Linked DNA regions of Mus musculus: region 1 is linked to region 2. A link is a loop called in an ENCODE intact Hi-C map of the cell type or tissue named here. Cell type or tissue: left cerebral cortex. All regions are shown on one strand. Links, peaks and the distances in the headings refer to the core of each region. The heading gives the core; the rest is flanking DNA.

Region 1 (5,594 bases), core at 632-4,631, 380 kb before region 2:
TCATAGGTGACATCACCGTCGGTACGTGGACCCTGCCCTCCTGGCTGTTCATTAGAATTTAGTGGAGGAACACGATGTAACTGAGTACCTTATCTTCTCTGTTCACTGCTCTGGGCCCGAGAGAGTGGAGCTGATAAAAGAGTTAAAGTCTCCCGCCAGCTTTACTCAGAGCACCAGCCAACTTATACTGAGGAAGTAAGAATTAAGAAGTCACCAAAGTGAAAAGTCACAAGGACAAGCCACGCAGGGCAAAAATACCCTTTTCCAAAGAGGCATGTAAACACATGAAAGGCAGCTGAATAATAATATGAACGATCTGAGGTAAACTCACTCCTATCTGCTACCCTGGGGTGGGGGTGGGGGAAGCATGAAACCACATTCCAAGAACAGTTCCATGTTTTTTAAGAAACCGAGGTTGTGAGACTTCTGTTTTCTCACGAGAACTCATAATTCTCCTCACAAATCCAGTCTTAGACCATTTTCCTACACTCTTCTCTTGTTTTTGAGAGGTGGTGTGTGTGTGTGTGTGTGTTGGTTTATAAGCTCAGGGCTATTATGTAGGTAAAGTGTAAATTGAACCTCCTATAGAGTTCACCTATGTCCATGGGAAGCAGATTCCAGTGCAGCTGCTGCACCTGAATGACAGTCTTGTCAGGACCTTCAAGGCCCATAGTAGCTCACTGTGGCAGAGCCAGGGTGTGTAAGCCAGGACAGTTTCTATGTCCCCCCGCCCTTCTGTTGGTTTGAGACAGCTGCAGTAATCCTAAGGGAAGTAAGAGAAGGGATTTCTGTATCTTGGCCAGAGCTTTTCGAGGAGGCCACCTTGGAGGCTAGTGTGAAGTGACATGTTCAGCAGCCACAACCAGGAGGTCACGCAGGTGGTATTGAGGAGTCTCCTGAGGTCCCTTCAAGGCCTTGTGGATACATTGTCAGTGTCATTCCAGATCTTGTTGACTTCACTGGTAATTTTAGTGAATCTTAAGAGACTGGTGTAGATTGGGATATAGTCTCTGAAACAAAAGAATATCACACATTTGTCCTTGGTCCCATGACACAAGGGAATCTGCAAAGAAATGAATGGGAGATAGATACTGGGAAATTCTGATGTAGCAGTGAAGGTCAGCGGGAGAGGCTGAGCTAAAGCTAAGGACCTTTGGTCTCCCTGTAAAACACACTTGCTATTCCCTAGGTATCTAATGTTTAATAATAATATTAAGAGAAAACATACAGGGTCAGAGGCAGTGGCACAGGTCTGGGATCTCAGCACCTGCAAAATGGAAAGCAGGTGGCCCAGGAGTTTAAGGACACTCTTGGCTTACATAGCAAGTTCAAGGCCAGCCTGAGAGATCCTGTTGCAAGAAACCAAAACCCAAAGGAAAACAAGCCAAGAAGTAGACAGGTGGTCATTGTTTTCCTTGCTTTGTAAACACTAAGTAGTTACAGTGTTCACTGTTTTTTTTTTTATTTATTTATTTAAAGATCAGCTTTCTCTTTTAAAGTAGTTTTAAACTCACATAAGCTGAACAGATACAGAGATTTCCCATAATACCTTCTGCCCCCACACATGCTTAGCCTTCTCCACTATAAGAATCTCACTGAAGGTACACCTGCTGCTGTTGGCCAACTATGTTGGAAGACCATGATCACACAAAAATGCAGACCTTGAGTCAGGGCTCCCCGGCGTGTTGGAGATCCTGCAGGTATGGGTTTATGTGTAGTGAGGTGTGTCTACCATGATGGAATCTAACTGGTTGCTGTCACCGTCTTTTGTTTTTATTTTTGTTTTCTTTTTTGATGATGGATTGAGTTTATTGGCAGAGGTAGGTAACTACTCTGCAGTCCAAAACAAAACAAAACGACAACAACAGCAAAGAAATGAAACAAGAATCAAGCACATAAATAAATAATCCATAAGATCCTTTGGCTCCAGGGTCTCCTCCCAACAGCAACTTATGCCTCCCAGCTGTGATCAGAGAATCATCTGCATACTGTCTGCAGCTAGTCCTTCCAAGAGAGGGACACATGAGTCCCTCCCACTCACCTTGCAACCCATGTGGCCATTGTTTTAAAGTCCCCTGTGCTTTGCCCTGATCTCTTCTCTCCTCTCCCCTCCCCTCCCCTCCTCTCCCCTCCCCTCCTCTCTCCTCTCCCCTCCCCTCCCCTCCCCCCCCCCCTCTGCCCTAGGCAGCCTTTAGTGCCTTCAGGATATTCTCCTTTATATAACGTCACATAGTTTAAATCACACACTATGTGGCCTTTCCAGACTGGACTCTTTCACTTAAAAATATGTATTTAAGTTTTCTTCATGGCTTGATAGACTGTTTCTTTTTTAGTACTGAATAATATTCCACAGTTTGAAGGCATTTCGGTTTATTTATTCATATACTATGGAATAACACACTTAATTACATCTAGATTTTGACATTAGGAATAAAACTACTATAAATTTCCATGTACATATATGATTTTTTTTTTTGGACATAAAATCTTTCTTTCTTTTTTCTTTCTTTCTTTCTTTCTTCCTTTCTTTCTTTCTTTCTTTCTTTCTTTTTTGTCACTTACCAAGGGATATGATTCTTTGATCATATAGTTAAATTTTATTTATTGGGTCTTGTGTGTGTAGTGTGGTATCTGTGTGTGTGTGTGTGTGTGCATACACGAGTGAATGTGCATGTGTGTGTTCGTGCCCTGTGTATATGTGCAGGCACACAGGTCACAGGTCAACACTGGATGTCTTGTGCTTTGCACTTTTCGTTGTTGTTGAACTGGTGTCTCTCTCTTCCCCAGAGCCTGGAGCTCATCGGCGATTAAAGTGGCTGACTAGCAAGCTCAGGGAATCTGCCTATCTCTCCACCACCAAAATTAGGGTTGTACACAGGCATGCCACCATGCCCAGCACATTCTGCATTCCCAACAGCAGGGGGCGCACCCACTCTTCTTTGTCTCACCGCTAGATTTTGGCCATGTGTGTGGGCGGGGCATCTCATTGTTTTAATTTTTGTTTCCCTGATGAGATGGGATGTGGAACAATCTATGTAGAACAACCATTTCCCGTGCTCCTTTGTCATCTTTGTGTCTTATTTTTGTGATGTGTCTGTTAAAGACTTTGGGCAGGTTTAGTTTGGTTGTTGGATGTCTTGTTTGGTCTTTTAAGTTTCTCATCCGATGCACAAGCTTGCAAATGTTTCCCCCTCTGTGTCTTGTCATTATCGTTTCTTGACGCGGTCCTTTGCATAGCCGGAAAAAATTAGTTAAGTCCGACTTATCAATTCTTTCTTTCATGGATTAAAGCCTTCGGCAGTTTCATTCAGTTTTATCAGGAAGCGAAATTACTTTGCTGAAGTTAATAGAATGTTTTAAATATCCCCAGTTTTCCATTCACAAATCATTTCTGTCTTCCAGTGTTCTTGAGTTTACTTCAGAATCATCTTTCCGAATCAAGTAAATTCAAGCAACACTTGAGTTATGTGGTGTCTGCTCTAATCTCTCCTGGGGGTATTTGCATTTTAACAAAGCTACAGAAATAAAATTCAACCACAGAGGTAGAATTTCTAGCATTAGAAAACAGGGCACAGTTTTTTGTTTTTTGATTTTTGTTTTGTTTTTGTTTTTTTGGGTTTTTTTTTTTTTTTTTGGTAGTGGTGGTAGAAGAAGGATTTTCTTTTTTGGAAAGGTTTATTTTTTTTAATTGTTTTAAATGGGGGGGGGGGCGTGCATACGAGTGCAGATGCCCACAGATGGCAAAGGCATTGGCTCCTCTGGGCCTGCCATGACAGGGGATTGTGAGCCACCGATGGATGCTGGGAAGTAGAGTCCTCTGAAAGATCAGTACAAGAGCTCTTATTAAACTGCCTGGCCATCTCTCCAGCCCCATCACTATTCAACCTTCTGTTTCTCACATTTGCTTTCTTGGTCTTGACCATTGAGCTCCAAAATTAAGCCTCAAGAAGGGCTTATGTTCTGCTTGGAAGCATGCACAAGAAGAACAAAACACCATGTGACACTTGTTAATTGGCAATAGTTAAAATACACACACACACACAGAGTGTATATTGTGTCTTGGATGTTTAATATTTAAGAGTTTGTTAATGTAGCGGTCATATGTAGACAATCAAGAAGTGGAAGCCAGAGGAGGATTTTATGTCTGGAAGAGTTAATTCCCACCCTGTCATTCAGCACTGTGGACTTCAGAAGGAGTAGGCTGGGCTTTTTATATCATTGCAAGGGCCTGAGGATGGAATCTAGCTTAAGGGAAATTAAAAGTCACTGCTTCAGGGAGCGACAGTTCTCCTTGAAGGTTTTGACAGGAGATGGCAGGGGAATCAGACTCCCTAGACTCGTGTCTGTGGTGTTATCTTTAGTCTGTGTTATTTCCCACAGCCTGTGAAGGTTACCCAGTGGCTTTCTGGAAGATACAGCTGGAATCCACAGTGACAGAACTGTGCGATGAATTCAGAGAACAGGCTGTCATCTCTGCAGGCTCACAGCAATGGGTCTGAGGCAATGTGGCTATTTCCACTTTTATCTTTCTAGAAAAGAAAATGATTTTATATATTGATTCCTAGCATCTACCAGGTGGCTCAAAACCATCTTGTAACCCCAGTTCCTGGGGATCGCTTCTGACTTCCAGGGCACCAGGCATGCTCTGGTACACAGATGCAGGCAAAACACCCATGCAAATAAATAGATTTTAAACTTTTTAAAAAAAATTAAAAGAAAAAGTTATATTTATGGGATATAACATTGGGTCTACAAAATGGTAGCGTTTGCTGGTTGTATTGGAGTCAGCTGACCTTCCATTTTGTGATTTTCCTTTCTGCCTTGTGAGTAAACACTTCTTTTTCCTCAGTCCCTGGTAGTTCTAATCAGGGCTCCCCTCCACCATCTCCATCCCCTCCCCCTTAGTATTTAAGGACCCTAGCACCCTGACACATCCCCCCCAATAGAATGCTCAGAGTCACTCAGGTTTCAGCCTCACATTTTGGGCTCAGAAGAGCCGTCTTCAAGGCTGCCGTGGGCTGAAAGTTTTCAGAGCATGACTTATTAATGAGAGGTTGTATTCCCCCGAGACTCATGGGAAGACAGAGTACCAGCTATACTGCTCAAGTGTTCACTTTATGTTTCTGGAAAAGGAAAGACGATGTCTCCGAGGACATCTCTCCCTGTTAAACATTAAACGTGGTCACTGTGGTCCTCTGCAGTTCTCTTGAGTTTCCCCAAAATTCTCCCAGCTTGCTCTCTGGCATGCTTTTCCAGCTACCAGGTTTTGAGTCAGTGTTTTAGAATGGCAGCCACTCTGTGAGAGAGCCTATGAACGTCTATCTAGTAGGAGGTAGGGACTGACTAGCAGAGGTCACGTTGGGAAACGCCAGAGAGGATCTGTAAAGCTAAGTGTCCTGCAGTCTCTATTCACTGAAGAGAATGCCAACTGCAAGCTTCAGTTCTCTCGACCTTGAGCCAGGCTCTTCTTAAGTCCGAGCTTGGATGTATTTTATGCACAGTTTTCTCTAAGTGGCTTTTTATTTGGCTAACTAATAACAAAGAAAACTGAGGCTTACAGGTGCCTCCTAAATAACTAGACTAATGTTACAGTC
Region 2 (5,594 bases), core at 743-4,742:
AGCTGGAGCGTGGCATGTGATGACTGCTTTAATTGGACATAGTTGTGACCAGGGTGGTCAGCCAATGCGAAGAGGATTAAACAAGGAGATTTAAAAAGAGAAGATAGTGTGTAGCTGATTTGAAGATTTAGGAGGAGAGAACCGGTCATGTGAGGTTCAAAGTGCACGAAGAATTGATTTCTTAAAGGGAATAATAATAGTAAAAAATGTTTGGCTGTTGAGGATGCAGAGAAAATAAATGACAGCCAGTTAAACAGTGTTATGCACTAAGGACAGTTTTGTTTGGGGCAGGGAGCAATGTTTGAGTTACTGAGGACCCAGGGCATTTTTTGACAGAAGTCAGGGCTCAGCAACAGCCCTGGCTGCTTTTCCCTTTCAGGCAGATTTGCTGGCACGTGAGATAACATCAGCCTCTGGTGAGCAAGTCGCTCTCCTGTGTCAGGCAAGCCTTTGTTTTCCTGGAGGTGCCAGCCCTTCTGGCTACTAAGGATCCTGGCCTAGGACTTCCTTATTTCAGCTTTTCAGCTTTCCTGTCATGCTGCCCGAGGTGTCTGTGCTACCACACTTTGGACCTGGCCTTGTGGGAAGGTCCTCAGCGGGATGCATCTGCATTGCCATTCTCTAGCGTCAGCATCTAATCTAGTGTACCCTGAAGTATAGATAGCTGAATATCGCTGTGGTCATTGCTCAGCATAATACTCCTGTAATGTCATTAATATCTCATTCTTGTAACATTAACTTCACTGTTTATTAGAGCACCATAGGCCAAATGAACCAGGTAAAAATTATTCCTCTGGAGGGAAGAAGGTGGGTAAGAGAACAGAGAGTGATGTGGGCACATGGACCTGTGTAGGCCAAGTAGGGATCCTAGTATCGTATAGAAAACCATGGGACCACCCTGTTCACTCTACAGAAGTTACCTAGAAGAAATGAACCTGAACATTCCGAGGGGGAATACTTAGGAAGGAGACAGGGAAAGGAAGTTCTCAGCTTTGCCTGGAAGGAGAATCGGGAATGCCAAGCAAGGGTTGGAGAGACGGTTAATACTAATGGCACAGAAACCTAGAAAACAAATGAAACAGCTTTAAAGAGATCTGTGAAGTCTTTCACATTGGCTGATTGTCCTGGAGAGGATTTGGTGGTGGGGGTGGTGGCTGGGGTGGGGGTGGGGGTGGGGGGAGAGGGTAAGTAATTGAATTTAAGTATTATCTGACTCCACTCCTGTCATTTTTCGAGAACTGTATAACTATATACGGTTGTCCATGCTTTTATTGGCTCATCAGTTAAACCTACAAAAATTAGATATGTATGGGCATTGACTGCTTTGGCTTAGCAGACCCGCCCTGGGAATGAGTCTGGGCAGATGGGGAGCCCTAAGGAGACCCCTGCCCTCTTTCTGTAGTTGTGATATCTGTGACGTGGACACAGGAAGTTAAAGGAGATGACTTAGGGGGCCTTTGTATGCCTGTCGCAGCTGTTTTATTTTGTTGCAACCTCCTACCTCCGTCGATGTTAAAGTGGGCCAAGCCAGGATGGAGGCAGCCTGTCACATGGGCAGGTGTCTTCTGAGCACATGAGGATGAAAAGGGTGGCCAGCATTCTTCCTTTGGTGAACTTAGATAGGGATTTAGTAGTTTCTTGAGTTGTCTTTTCCTTTTCTTTGTTGTGAGAATATTTTTTAAAAAATTGAATAATTATCAATAAGGCGGGGTCAGAAAAAAAACATTTCAGCTGATGAACTCACTGTTCTTTTCAACCAGGTGCCAACTTCCCTTTCACCAATCTGTTTTCATAGACTTATATATTTATTATTTCCTCTTAAGGTGAATATATATCTAGAAATGATCCAGTTGATTGAAATTATGTTAGAGAACCCTGGTGTGAAATTTGGGCACAAAAAGATCTAGTCATGTAAAAAGGAAAACACTTTGGAACCACTTTGGGCCTCTTTCAACTTCTCTAAAAGACAAAAATTGAACAGAGAAAAACATAGGTTTTCACCCCCCCCCCAATTAAATTGTCCTATTCGCCGTGTTACATAATAAAATGCAAAGAAAAATAATCTTGCCTTTTTACAGATATCTCTGCTGAGTATTGACCCATTTCCCTATTGAAGTGAATTAGACACAGAGAAATAAAATATTTGAATAAAAGTTATCCCCCCTATGATACCTTATGATTTAACTTCAGATCTATCACATATCTTTCATAATCTGCAGTTCATCTGTTCGGTTTAATAGGACAGCTTCTAGCTGCATGAAGATATTAAAACATAAATATGTTTGAATTGAACAGAATTACTGGTTTCCCAGTTGTCTTTTCCCCTCTATTTCTTTCTGCTCCTCACTCTTGTGCTGGGATGAACACCCCCCCACCCCCCGCCCCGTACATTCTGTGCAAGAGCTGTGCCACCAAGCCACCCCCAGCCCACAAGCCAGTGTGAAGTCACAGGCACTGCAGCCTGTGGTGACCATCAGACAATGAAGAAGAGGCTCTTCTCTTAGGATTCCAGCCCTGGTGGCAACACTTGATTAGGTAATGGTGATTTTGGAGATCAGTCTTATTATTCTCAGTGAGATAACTGATTCTCACCACAGATGGGCATCGGGAAATAGAGTGGATGGGTACTGCCCACTAATTTATGTCCTACTTGTTCCCCAAGCTCAGTCGTGTGCTCAGACCCTCACATCCCCTGTACAGCAGCTGCCCTTCCCTTGTTTTTATAAACCAGCTCAAGTGCTGGAAAGCACCAGCTCTGTCAAAGACAGGGACCCGAGCGCCACCTACTGCTCAGCTCGAGAATTGCAAGGGCGCTGTAGAGGATAAAGGCTTTTAAAGGCATGAAGGAAGTCAGCCTGTCCTGGCTTCCCGTACTACAGGAAGGTTTTCAATGACACTCCAGGCCTCTTCAGAGTTTCCATGTACCTAAATGTCATTTTGTGCTTTAGTAAATTGCTAACACCATCCCATGACAAAAGATCATAACTCTAACCTTTTTCTTCCAACTGAAAATGTTAACTAGTTGAGTCAGAATTCTTTTCCTTTGCCAGTTGGGGACTAGGAAAGAAAGAAAGGAAGAAAGAAAGAAAGAAAGAAAGAAAGAAAGAAAGAGAGAGAGAGAAAGAGAGGGAAAGGGAAGAAAAGAAAAATTCTAGGTAACTTAAGGGTCTTTGTGTGTGTGTGTGTGTGTGTGTGTGTGTGTGTGTGAGCGGGGGGTGGGAGGTGGGGGGCATGTAACAAATCAGAAAACATCCCCACTCCTTTGCAGAGGGGAACTAGGCCCAGGTCCCAGCACCCCTGCTGGCTTATAGATGCCTATAACTACGTTCCAGGGGACCTCACGCCCTCTTCTGGCCTCCTTGGGTACCACCCTACATACACATTAATAAAAAAAAATTAAATAAGTAATCTTTCTAGGGTTTCCATGTACTCTTTCTGCTCTCAGCTACTTGCCTTCTTAACAAAATACCCCTTTTCTAAAGAGGGTCAGTGGTGCCGTAGCCTGCCAGCGTTTTCCACGGATGCTCTCTGAGGTCTCTGCTAAAAAGGCTTCTCAGTCTAAGGAAAGGAGGGAGAAGATAACCCTCTCAACATTCCCGAGCCTAAAAATACACTGCGCTCAGGTAGCATCAGAAGCTTGGCTTCGTCTGTCCCCCCCCCCCTCCCGCTCAGATCCACTGTCACCTGGATCTTTGCTCAGCCTGCGTCCCCAAGTCTGGTGTTACCGAAAGGAAGCTGTCAGTCTCAGCTAGAAGGATTCAGGAACTTGTCCCCAGCGTCTGCAGTGTCAACTGAGAAAACAAAGAGTTGCTGACTATGTAAGGTGCGAAGTTCCTTTGGAATCTAGATGGGAATTGAGAAAGGCTGAGTTCCAGGTTTCAAATGAACTCTCTCCCCACTGAACAAGTGTGCTTTCAAGGTTTAGCTGAGAGAAGGAGATCTTTGCCTACTTACTTAAATTGGGACACTTGTCTAGCATTTAGGCTGCTGCTAAAACACTGTAATCATCGCCGGGTTGTAAACACCTCGTTCCTGTTATGACGCGGAGCAGAAAATGTGTTTCTGTCTTCTCTTGAGAGTGAAGGAGACGCTGACTTGCTGGTCTAGGAAAGATTTGCGAAGCATCTGGCTCAGAAGGAAGGGATGGCTTTTGAGTTTTGATGTCACCCCACACCCTTCTGCACTGCCACCTCCTCTCCAGTGTGAGTTACCACCTGAATCCACCTCGGCCCCCGTGCATCTGCTTCATCATAAATAACATTGTGCAAAAGCAGTTGCTAATTCAAATCCAGTCTGCCGCTCAGGGAAAGAGGGCTTTTCATCTGGAGCTTTGGCTGGTCTGAAGCCATTAGACATGCCTTTCAGACCCATTCATCCTGTAAATCACCCACGGCCTGCTCCCTTGCTTAGGGATCAATGTCAGGCCAAACTTCCTCAGGGTCCTTGGAAGTACATGATCTATTTTTGTGCCCAAATTAACAGCCCCTGTAAGATGTCTGACAGCTGAGTTCAGCTTACCAAATCAATTTTAAGAAGGAATATTCGTCTTCTCTGCCTGGGTTGGGCACGTCACATTCCTCCTAGAAACTTTTCCAGCATAATGTATAATCTGTGGGCCAGTTTCAGTGGCCAGGAAGGTATTTTTTTTCTTTAGCCCAGTTTATTGTTTTATAAGAATGTCTTTTCTGTTGTCTTACTGTGCTGTCTACCCAGAGTGATGCCTGTTAGGAGCAGGGAGCCTATTTCAGGGACTCTGCCTCAAAGACGAGTCATTTTTGTGTTATCTTTAACTCAGTTGAATTGGTACCCCCACCCCTACACACACAGACACACACTAGCTTATTTTTAAAATGCCTTAGCTATCTCAAAGGCTGGGCACTCTCAAAACTTCCCTTGCTACCCCAGGCCCAATCAGGAAAGTGGCCAGTGGCCCCTCACCCGAAATTTCACATGGCTCATTGGCTCTTGCTCCTGCAGCTCTCCTCCTCTGGCGATTTTCCCCTGTTCCTCTCTGCATCCCAGCTGGCGCAACTCTAAGGGTTGTCATTGTCATTGGCATCTTTATTGATTGATCAAAAAACCAACTGGGGACAAGGACCTTTAGCATTTGGACACGCAGATTCCTGATTGGATCAAAGCATTAGAACCAAGCTCCAACAGGTCCTAAATGTGTTCCAGGAAGGTTCTCTGCTGACCCATCCTAACTTCTTGCTTTGGAGTAGACAAAAGACATGTAGGGTCTGTATAGGACAGCTCTGTGTACTGGACAGCAACTCCATTAGTATATATGCAGACACGCAGGTGTATTCACATAAGGATAGTCAGGGAGAGGAAGGAGGTCTGTACAATTGGCTGACTAGAATGTGCCTTGAGTTCCAAACAACCAACTTAGAAATGAAACTCTCTAGAGTAAGAGTTATTTTTCCAGCCTGCGATATATGTTAAATGGTGATTTGAATAGTCAACCGGTTTCTTCATGTCTCATACAAGTCTTTTTTTCAAGGGAATTAACTCTTGGTGTTTGACTTAGCTATAAATCAAGCCAGGACTTACCCAAGTGCTTTTATACACTCACATTTTGGAAATAGACATCG

The links. Peaks named below come from ENCODE experiments on the same cell type or tissue, not always from the same donor. Only the 100,000 strongest peaks of a DNase experiment are listed, where the experiment ranks them.
Region 1: a loop joins it to region 2, with 2.6 times the contacts of the local background. A loop is called at or near these places in 3 of 42 quality-filtered maps.

Annotation. Positions count from the first base shown.
Region 1 is chr5:99,627,609-99,633,202 of GRCm38, reverse strand. The region is part of intron 1 of A930011G23Rik (RIKEN cDNA A930011G23 gene); the gene reads left to right. 4930405H06Rik (a long non-coding RNA gene) reads right to left here. Exons shown (of 4, transcript XR_003955764.1): 4 at 4,720-5,594. Among named protein-coding and RNA genes, the nearest start is that of 4930405H06Rik, 16 kb to the right of the region's middle. In left cerebral cortex, for the core only: a CTCF peak has its summit at 2,921 (motif pointing right); DNase peaks (open chromatin) are centred at 2,924 and 4,327.
Region 2 is chr5:99,245,855-99,251,448 of GRCm38, reverse strand. The region is part of intron 1 of Rasgef1b (RasGEF domain family, member 1B); the gene reads left to right. Among named protein-coding and RNA genes, the nearest start is that of Rasgef1b, 4.3 kb to the left of the region's middle. In left cerebral cortex, for the core only: a CTCF peak has its summit at 2,788 (motif pointing left); DNase peaks (open chromatin) are centred at 1,485, 2,785, 3,438, 4,178 and 1 more place; H3K4me3 peaks cover 1,891 bases; H3K27ac peaks cover 3,451 bases.